2 separate regions of the Mus musculus genome follow, and region 2 is linked to region 1. The links are chromatin loops, found by intact Hi-C in ENCODE. Cell type or tissue: left cerebral cortex. All regions are shown on one strand.

Region 1 (5,000 bases):
GCCCGCCAGCTCGGGCGCACACTCGGGCGCGGGCCGCTCAGTCCGCCTGGCTCTTCCTGATGGCTCGCAGCGGGTTGTGGCTCCTGACCAACATGTTCTCCAACCGCTGGCAGTGTTCACGAAGCTGCTTCTCCCGGGGCAGGAGGAAGGTGAGGACCTTGTTGCGGACGATGCCTCGGTCCTCCTCCTCCCTCAGCCGCTGCTTCACTCGCGCCGCCTGCTCCTCCTGCTGTGCCAGGACGCCACTCATCTGGCAGAAGGCGTCCTCCAAGTAACGGATGGCCTTCAGTGCCTCCTCCTTGAAGTCCTCCAACTCCCTTTGTACCCCGGCCACCTTCTGCTGTAGGATCTCCAAGTCGGCCGGCAGAGGGAGGTAGGAGGGCCATGACTGAGACAGGGAAAGGTCCCCAGACTGGAGCCCGCTTTCCACCATCTTCTTGCCCTGTAAGGTATTCACCTTCATAAGAATGGACCCTGCCTGAAAGAGGGCTTCCATTATCTCCTTCTGCAGAGAGGAAGCCAAGAAACTGAGTCAGAGATTTGGGAGCTAGAAACACTATCACTTGAAGTCGTTGGACCCATCTCATTGTGACATCACGACCCTTCAGCCAATCAGAAAGAAAACCCCCAGTTCACTATTTTGCATATTGTTGGTAACCTACAGATTTACTGCGCTTCCCAAGTCTCCTGAAATGAGGCTTTTCATTAATCGGTCACCCAGTCAGAACTGGCGTTCAAGCGTTCCTTTAACCCCGAGGGCAAATCTGAGGGAGTGGAGAAAACTGGCTAAGTCAAGGCAAGCCAGGTCAGGTTCACAGGCTGCCAAGACCGAGCAGTCTCCTACCCCATAAGGAGCACAGCTGATTTCACGGCCTGGTGTCTGGGCTTCCTCGGGCTCACCAATAGGACAAAGGCATTCTTAGAAATGATGGTGCAAGATGCTAGAGGAGTAATCCCATCCCATATCCATATTCCCGCAATGGCCAGATGATGCCAGAATGCATAGGTGATCGACTTACTGTGATAAATGTGTGTGCTCTTAAAGGGTGGTTCACAGAAATGCCCGAGGGATAAAAGTGAGCCGTTCATATTCATTCAGTTAAAACTTCCCGGGTGCTTGCCGGATTCTGGAGCTAGGGAATGAGTGTAAGTAATGTTTCCCAACGTTCCTGGATGGTGGCAGATAGGAGTCTGTGGATACGGGTAAATCGTGTGGTTTTGCCTGGTTACTCTAACAGAGGCAAATGTTCCTAGCCACATGTGGCTCAGTCCAAAACTCTGCCTTTGTATATTGCAGTCTCTTGCCCAGACCTCCCACTGGGACTCCAAACATAAACGCCCCCCCCAACAACCGACCTTGAAGCCAATCCATCTAGAGCTAGATAAATTACCTCTTCAAACTGGTTCCTGCTCTCCTATCCTACCAATGACCCTTCCTGGGACAGCAGCCACAGCAGCATCTAGTGCCAAGTTTTAAATGTCTGTCTCCTTCCCACCTCATGTTGAAACTGACATCCTATCAGCGTTGAGAAGTGAGGGGCTTTTGAAGGCAGAGCATATCAGATGGATGGTGTCATCTCTAGAATGGGGTTCATTACCGTAATCATCTCTGCTTGACCCCTTTTCTGTTTCTCTTGCCACCTTTGCCTTTCTTCCACATGGGAAGGCATAGCATGAGAGTCCTCACCAGACACCAGCTCCCTGATTTTAGACTTGCCAGCTTCTGGGATTACAGAATTACAGGGAAACAAATGTTTTTGTTGTTTTGTAGATCTCTCAGCCTCTGATATTTTATTTTGTCACTGTGGAACAGCACAGAGTAAGCTCCCGGGGGTTAAACTAGACTCTGCCACTTCCAAGTGACCTCGAAGGCTGTTGTTAGGTCTCTTATCTCTGAGCAGCCTATCACCCACCTTCCCGCACTGGAGTCCAGGCTTCACCACTTAGAAGCAAGGTCTCACTGGTAGATCACCTTTCCCCCTAGAGACCCTGTTTTCTTCTCTGCATTTCTGAGAGCTGTAGTACACAGGTCCCTGGGAGAGAAAATCTCTCTGATGGGCAGCTGCTGCCGATTTCCATCGTGTAAACACTCCCAGCAAGGTTAGCTTCAAGCTCCCAACTTGCTCTCTCCCAGAAGTGAAGAACCATCCTGAGCCTGGATAAGTCAACTCTAGCACAACAGGGCCCATGATAAGGGCTGCTGCCTTCTCTGAGACATTGACTAGCTAGTGGCCTCAAGTAGTCATCAGAAGGGGGCATATTGCAGGGACAGTTGTAGCTAAATGGAGGTGAAATTCTGAATTGCAAGAAACTCCATTTACTGAGAAGGAATGTTGAATGGAAAAAGTGGTTACTTTTCTAGGAGCCAGGAAAGCTGGAGTCGGGAACTGCTGTGTGGCCCTACATCAGTTGTCTTCCCTTGCTGAGCCGCCCCCCCCAACTGTGACATGAGAGATGGGCCCACGAGGCCTTCCATACCCCTTCCCCCCAATTCTCTTCCTTCTGTCTCTTATAACTGTTACCTGGGTCTACCATCTGCTTAGGCACGGTAAACTCTGGCAAACAGAGATTTTTGAGTCCCTTAACCTGTTTACCCTCAAGTGTCCTGCCTGCTGCCCCACAAACAGTGGTACTCAGAAGAAATGGAATTTCGGTTCATAGGTGGCTCTCAAATGCCAGGCACCCCTAGCTTTTCTGCTGACACATTGACACCTACTGGCCTTCAGAGAAACCGCAGCCTGGGAATTCCACCTAAGAGTGGGTGGGGATGGGGAGCAGAAGGGAGCAGCTTGGGGTCTGTGGGGTATTTAACTAGGGCCTTGTGCCTGTTGGGTTCTCCATCAATAAATATTTCCCAGATTGGTAGAAGAGAGAACGAAATGGTGTGTCTCTTCTGGTCTCCTCCTCTGCTGTCTCTCCCCCGCTTCCGGCCTCTCCCTTCCTGTCTCTCATTTTCTGCCACTTTGTTTCACACAGGGGATGGCAAAAGTCACAGCCATTGCTGTGACACAAAAGTAGGAAGGCCAGCACTGAGAGCATTTTCTCAGTTCCTCTGGTGTTGCTGAATGACGCTCCAGTGTGCTTCCCAGGACCACTGGGAAGATGACGTCATAGTCCCCTTTTTCTAGGAGCCACAGGAAACTGAAAGCTGATGCTGTCACCAAGGCCTAGTGGCCTCCTGAGCCTTCAGGGCCACAAGTCACATTGGATCTGTAAGTTCTGGGTGTTCCCCTGAGCCAGGAAGTCCCACGTCAGGCCTTGCATTCCACCTGCCCTCCCATATCTCTTAGGGATTAGAACTGCTGACCTATGTCTTCCCTTCAAGACGTCAAGAGAAAGGAATTTAGACCTAGTAAAGCATCCACGACCTGGAATTCTATCGTGAGCAGGGTCCTCTGCCCCAGTCTCTTTCAACTTGTCACAGCTTCTCTGCGACTCAACAAGACAGGGAGACATGAGGGACTTTACAGAGACCCAGGCAATCTTACGCCCCTCTGAGAGTCCAGTTCAGTCAGAATGGGTTGAGGCTCTTAGGTGGTCTGCCTTAGAGCAGGGGCTTTCAACCTGTGAATGGCTACTTCTTTGGGGATTGAATGACCCTTTCACAGAGGTCTCCTAAGACCATTGGAAGAAATACATACATTGCAATTCATAAGTGTCACCTCTGTCAATTGTATAAACCCCATTCCCTTGGGAATTAGAGATAACACCCACGCCCATCTTTCCTTGTCACTTCTTTGTGAAGCTACAAAACCCTAAGAAACTGAGAACTCTTTGTGTCCTGTTAAAATGGCATTCCCAGCCCTTCCTTCCTTCCTTCCTTTCTTTCTTTTTTTTTTTTTTTTTTTTTTTTGAGACGGTTTCTCTGTATAGCTCTGGCTGTCCTGGAACTCACTCTGTAGACCAGGCTGGCCTCAAACTCAGAAATCCGCCTGCCTCTGCCTCCTGAGTGCTGGAATTAAAGGCGTGTGCCACCACGCCCGGCTGCCATTTCTAACCTATAGCTGGCTCTAACCCAACCACAGTTGGTTTCCAACCCAAAGTTGGCTTTCACAGCCATACTTCTCTTCCTGGACCACACTCAAGCCAGTTCCCCTGATACACAGGCCTCCCGATATTGGAACCACCAGGGGATTCATACCCAAGCAAAGACAGGCAACCAGCTGTGTCTTCCACAATGAGTGGGTGGTTTTTTTTTTAAGATTTATTTATTTATTTATTTATTTATTTATTTATTTATTTATTTATTATATGTAAGCACACTGTAGCTGTCTTCAGGCATCCCAGAAGAGGGCATCAGATCTCATTACGGATGGTTGTGAGCCACCATGTGGTTGCTGGGATTTGAACTCAGGACCTCTGGAAGAGCAGTCAGTGCTCTTAACCACTGAGCCATCTCTCTAGCCCTGGGTATGTTTTTTTAAAGATTTATTTATTTAATGTATATGAGTACACCATCACTGTCTTCAGACACACCAGAAGAAGACATCAGATTCCATTGCAGATGGTTGTGAGCCACCATGTGGTTGCTGGGAATTGAACTCAGGACCTCTGGAAGAACAGTCAGTGCTTTTAACTGCTGAGTCATCTCTCCAGCCCAAGTGGGTGCATTTTTAAGAGAAGACCTTGCTTAATCATCAGATGAACTATTATGTCAACTTTCAGGCGATGTCTAACGCTCCTTGTCCCCAAGGAAACGAGTGTTGGGAGGAACGGAATCCAGGACAATACGTCAGACTCCCAAAGAGCTTGTGAGTACCTATCTCTAAGTAGAGGGCACAGCTGTGGATTCTAGTCACTTTTTTTCCAGAATCCCCTGGTCCTGTGCCTCCCATGATGGTGATATTAGCTTAAGTGAGGTCACTATATAAACTCCTAGCCAGCCTTCCACCCACCTATCCATTCACCCTCCCATCCATCTATCCACCCATCTGTCTTCCTCTTTACCCATCCACACATACATATACTTGGCACAGCCCATCGCCTGCTTACCCTGTGTT
Region 2 (5,000 bases), 440 kb before region 1:
CTGATAACATGTAACACTGGTAGCTGCTTCTATTGTCTTTTGTAACCTTGAATTTTCCTGGTTCTAATCTCTCCTTCTTCTCCCTCTCCCCCTTCTCTCTATCTCTGTTATGTGTTGTGTTTGCCTGTATGAATACATGGGGAGGGGCACAGGAGGACGTCAGGTGTCCCACTCTGTCCCTCTTTTCTTACTCCCATGACACTGTGTCTCACATTGAGCTTGGAGCTCGGCTGACAGCTGACAGCCAACCAACTCCAAATATCCTCCCATTTCCACTCCCACAGGGTACATGGAATCATGACAACCTCTTACACAGGTGCTGGGGATTCGAACTAAGGTTCTCATGCTTGTGCAGCAAAGCACTCAGTCACTGAGCCATCTTCCCAGCCTGTGGCTCTAATGTTTTTCCATCCCTGGGTTCTCCTCTCTCACACCCAGTGGCTCCCTTTCCTCCTGTATTTGCAAATGCCTATGCCACGTGAGCTCTGGTTTTCTCCATTACTCTTTTAGGACTTTAATTGCATCACAGTTCAAACCATCACACATGCCCATCCTTGTCTGTCACACTGGATACAAAGTATCTGTTGGTGGGCTTGTCTGTCCTGATTGGACTTAAGGCTCCTCAATGACAAGTACAAGTGGCATGACTTGTCTTCATGTCCCCTCTGCCTGGTACCCAGTGGACTCCTCCATAGATGATCTACACACTCTGGCTCCAATGAGCAGACAATTCTCCAAATGATGTTGAAGGCAGATCGGGTAATTATGGTCCCTTTATACGGCTAGGGACACTCAAGCTCAAAATACCAGAAGCACAATTCCGAGTCCTGGCTCCTGAGGCGCCACGGATTTGGTAGAGAGCCATTCTGATATTGCCCGTTGTGAAAGGATTGTGAGGCTTATCGTGGCATTGTCTAAAGACTAAAGTCCAATCCTCACGATTGTCTGGAGAAACTTAAATTTGCCAGCCAGACTTAAAACACAGTCTGCAGGACAGAGCATAAAACTGTGTGTGGCCTGACCTGCTGGCACAGACTGGAGTTACCGCCTCCGTTCTTGCACACTCGGCTATACTATTAATAGAGCTGAAGATTGCACTTGTGTTCTCCACAGCCTCCCGGTGCAGTGGGCTCACATCAAGCCTATGATGGGCTAACCTTCCCCCACCCCCATCCCCCACTTCACCCCCCCCCCCACTCACACAAGGGCCTTTCTAATGAATGCCTTCTGTCAGGCCAGGCCTCCTCCCATCAGCCACTTGGGCAATTGATTTTTTTTTCCCCCTGATGCTTGCAATTATCTGTGACCTACACTAGTAGACACAAAACCAGGCCCTGCCTTCCTTTCTCATGTGACATTGGCCGAGCAGATGATGGGAACCTCGAGAGCCTGCTTAGAACCCAGAAATGGGGCCGGTCTCTGTTGAGAGGTCCCACCCTTGAAAGTAAGAGGATGCTGACATTATTAACTTTTTTGGGTCACTTCAAATTCATGTCACATTTATGACTACCTGCCTTTGATGATGATCCCGTTTTGGTATTGTTCTAATTGTAGCGTTGATTCACAAGGCTGCTGGCTCCTCCTGCCATGGACACAGCACATCTTTATTTGTGATGTCCTCTCCAGGCAGTTTTATTTTTAGCAAGAGTGTCTTGCCCAGCGAGCAATTTACGCTACAGTCTACCCTTTGTTCTCGTTACACCTAATACTTCTTTCTCGCTCCTTTTTCCCCTTCTGTCCTTCTGTAAGTGTCAATACCATGTTTGCCTAAGCAGATTCCATTCCAACTTATTGAAGTTTCCTTCCTTTTAGGTTTTTTTTTTTTTTTTTTTTTTTTAGCTGACTGGTATTAATTGTAGAAATTGCAGCATGGGCTATCGTGGTGGGTCTTGGCATCAGCTACAGGAAACCCCTAAATTGGGGAGATTTAGATGTCAGAATTTGGGAGCAGGAACTTGAACTCTGGAGAGACAGTCTTTTTTTTTTCCCCTGCTCCACCAGAAGAGGGAACCTACAGTAAAAAGCACTTCCTCTGATCACCAGTAGAGGGCGCGCTCACCCACAGTCCTCCAAAGTGCGCGTTTCTTCTATTAAGTGGCAATTTTGTTGATTTTGTTGGAAGGGCCTTCTGGAGATACAAATACATAATAGAGTTAACACTGTTGAGGTGCTGTGTCCGGCTGCTGTGGCCACCTCCTGTATTGTGTAAAGGGGGAACAAAAGTTTTTTTTAAAAAATCTAATGTGTAGTTGTGGGTCTGTGAGCCTGTTGCCGTAGTGGATGGGCAGGGTGCGGGTGTTCAGAATGACCATAGAGAATGTTGAAAGGTCCCAAGGTACAACGTATAGAGTGTGGGAGAAAGGGTTGGGGGCGGGGGAGACCCTGTACTTCCAGCTGTGATATTTAGATTGGCTTGGCAGGGGCCAGCCTTGGCAGAGATGGGGGAAGCGCCAAGGCTAGTGGAGAGGCTTGAGTGAAGGTAGCGCCATGTCAACCGTTTCCAGGTGGAGTTGAAAGGCAAAGCTATTTTCTTCTGGGAGCCCGGCCCCTTTCATCAAGACGGAGTTGGTGGCTGATTAAAAAAGAAGAGATGGAAGATTAAGTCTGAGAGGCCAGAGGAGAAAATGGTTTCCAGGTGTTAAGTACTGGACAGAACGGTGAGCTTGGGCAGTTCCTCTGTGAAGCTCTCGAGCCCACCCTCGTCCCCCTCCCTGGCAACGCTGGGCGACTGCCAGGCCTAGGCAGCAGAGGGCTTCCTAACTGCCGAGCACGAAGATGTTTAATAAAATATTTACCTCCGTGTATAAGAATAGCGTAGCAATGACATAAAGGCAGGCAGAAGTTAAACAGTGTAACGGCCACAGGAGAGCAGCCCTAGGGTCTTGGCTTTTCTTTTTTTATAGAAGTACAGAAACTTCCTGTTTAAGTTCTTATAACCTACCGTGTCCTGGCAAGCCAGTCTCCTGCCGAAGCAGAAGGGGACTAAAGTCAAACTCCCTGGTCACCTCTTAAAACTCCTAAAGGTGATGTTTTCTGAGGCCTGCCCCCACTACCTCTGAAGGTCACCCCTGAGAAGCCGAGCTGGCACACCTTGGCTGCTTGCAGTCATTTTGAACTGGAGGTGAGAAAGGAGAGTCATAAGAGGCGAAGAGGAACACAACTCGTTAGCCAAAACACCAGATTTCCAAATCTGTCCAATGAGAACATGGAAAAGAAAATGAAAAATAGAAAAAGGAAATATATTAGATAAATATATTTTAGGTGTTCTTTTTTACACTCCAGAAAAGCTTTTGTATTCTCTTCCCCAGTTAGAAAAAAACAAAACAAAACATTTTCTCTCTCATTGAAATTAAAATAGGCTTTTGCATATCTATCAGACAACGTTAGAAGAAAATAATTATAAATAAAGGTGTCAGATCAGTAAGGCTGTTTGAAAAACATTCAGTTTGCTTTATCTCAGCCAGGCAGTGGTGGCGTACTCCTTTAATCCCAGCACTTGAGAGGCAGAGGCAGGAGGATTTCTGAGTTTGAGGCCAGCCTGGTCTACAGAATAAGTTCCAGAACAACCTGGGCTACACAGAGAAACCCTGTCTCGAAAAACAAAACAAACCAAAGTTTTGTTTTATCTCACATCCGTCTTTTTTCTTTCCAGTTACTTCCTACCCCCAGTGACTTTCCCTTATTGCACGGTGTCAGGGCAAGGGCTGCCCTAGGATCTTGATATACATGCTTATTTTCTATTGGAGGAACACAGAATATCCCTGAATTCAAGAGTGGCCTCAGTAGTCATGGTTCCCGAGGAAAGAAACTATTTATTTACTTAAGGAAAATACAAAGGACCCATTACTTTTTGACAGAGAATTTATACTTGGTGAAATTTTCATGACTAAAAACACATTTCACTAAATGGTTTCTAGTAAAAATACAACTCACTTTTATTTTGGGTGCGAAGTCTGGCATGTCTGTTTTGAAAAGTAAGGCTTGTGAGACTCCGGGAGGCGGATAAATGAACAGACTCTTTAATAAGCCAGGCGCCCAGCATGGCAGAGAAATGCAATACCAGAAAGTAAACAGAGCATTGTGGGAAAAAGAGCAAGCTGAAATTCATCTTGCTTTTCCAATTTGAGAACACGCTCGCGGTTGTTAGCAACTGAGTCAAGACATTTAAATCACATATATACTTTTCTGTCTTGACAGTGACCTTTTCTAAGTATGCAGTAGGGATGAGAAGATGAGCCAAGCCATGCTCCTGAAAGAGCATTTCAGTTAATTGAACGTGAAATGTGTTGCAATCTGACGACATTAATAACACGCAATTGCTATTCTGTAGCTAATCTGTAGTTCATTTGCTCAGGGTCCAACTAAGGCAGTCTACAAATGTTAGCATGTGAATCCTGTTGCAAACCTATGTACTAAGCAGCTATAGAAAGTGCATCTTGAAGGCTCTTTGGATTAGTTATCTGGGCTGTGTAACAAATCATTCTAACACTTAACTAGTTTCAGTAAACACCGGAGGCTGCAGAGATGGCTCAGTGGTTAAGAGCACTTGCCGCTCTTGCAAAGGATTGGGGTTGGGTTCCCAGGACTGACCTGGCGAGTCACAACATGTATAGCTCCATTTCTAGGGGGCCCAATCCCCTCTTCTGATTCTATGGGTACCAGTCATGCACATGGTACAAATATACACATGCAGGCAAAACCCTCGGGCCCATAAAAACCAAAACTTGAACTCTATTTTTAAAAATTGTAAAACTAAAAACTGGGTAGATTTAAAATAAGCCACATGCCTGTTTGGTAAAATGCTTGCCTATCATATACAAAATCCTGTGGTTTCTCCCTAGCACAGCATACTCAGAGCATAGTGGTACACATCTGTAATCCCAGCGCAGATGGATGGATGGATGGATGGATGGATGGATGGATGGCTTTGGGTTAAAACCCAAATTAGTTCCCAGCACTCAAGCAGGGTTAAGTATGATTTCCTGACATGCTCTCTGGCC

What was found. Peaks named below come from ENCODE experiments on the same cell type or tissue, not always from the same donor. Only the 100,000 strongest peaks of a DNase experiment are listed, where the experiment ranks them.
Region 2: a loop joins it to region 1, with 2.9 times the contacts of the local background. A loop is called at or near these places in 12 of 42 quality-filtered maps.

The regions. Positions count from the first base shown.
Region 1 is chr11:88,289,592-88,294,591 of GRCm38, reverse strand. Ccdc182 (coiled-coil domain containing 182) reads right to left here and starts at 549. Exons shown (of 1, transcript NM_028859.1): 1 at 1-549. The coding sequence starts at 496. The coding sequence ends at 38. In left cerebral cortex, a CTCF peak has its summit at 2,722 (motif pointing left); a DNase peak (open chromatin) is centred at 2,710.
Region 2 is chr11:88,725,731-88,730,730 of GRCm38, reverse strand. C030037D09Rik (RIKEN cDNA C030037D09 gene) reads right to left here. Exons shown (of 4, transcript NR_038058.1): 3 at 3,091-3,190; 4 at 2,159-2,572. Among named protein-coding and RNA genes, the nearest start is that of C030037D09Rik, 9.6 kb to the right of the region's middle. In left cerebral cortex, a CTCF peak has its summit at 2,037 (motif pointing right); a DNase peak (open chromatin) is centred at 2,053.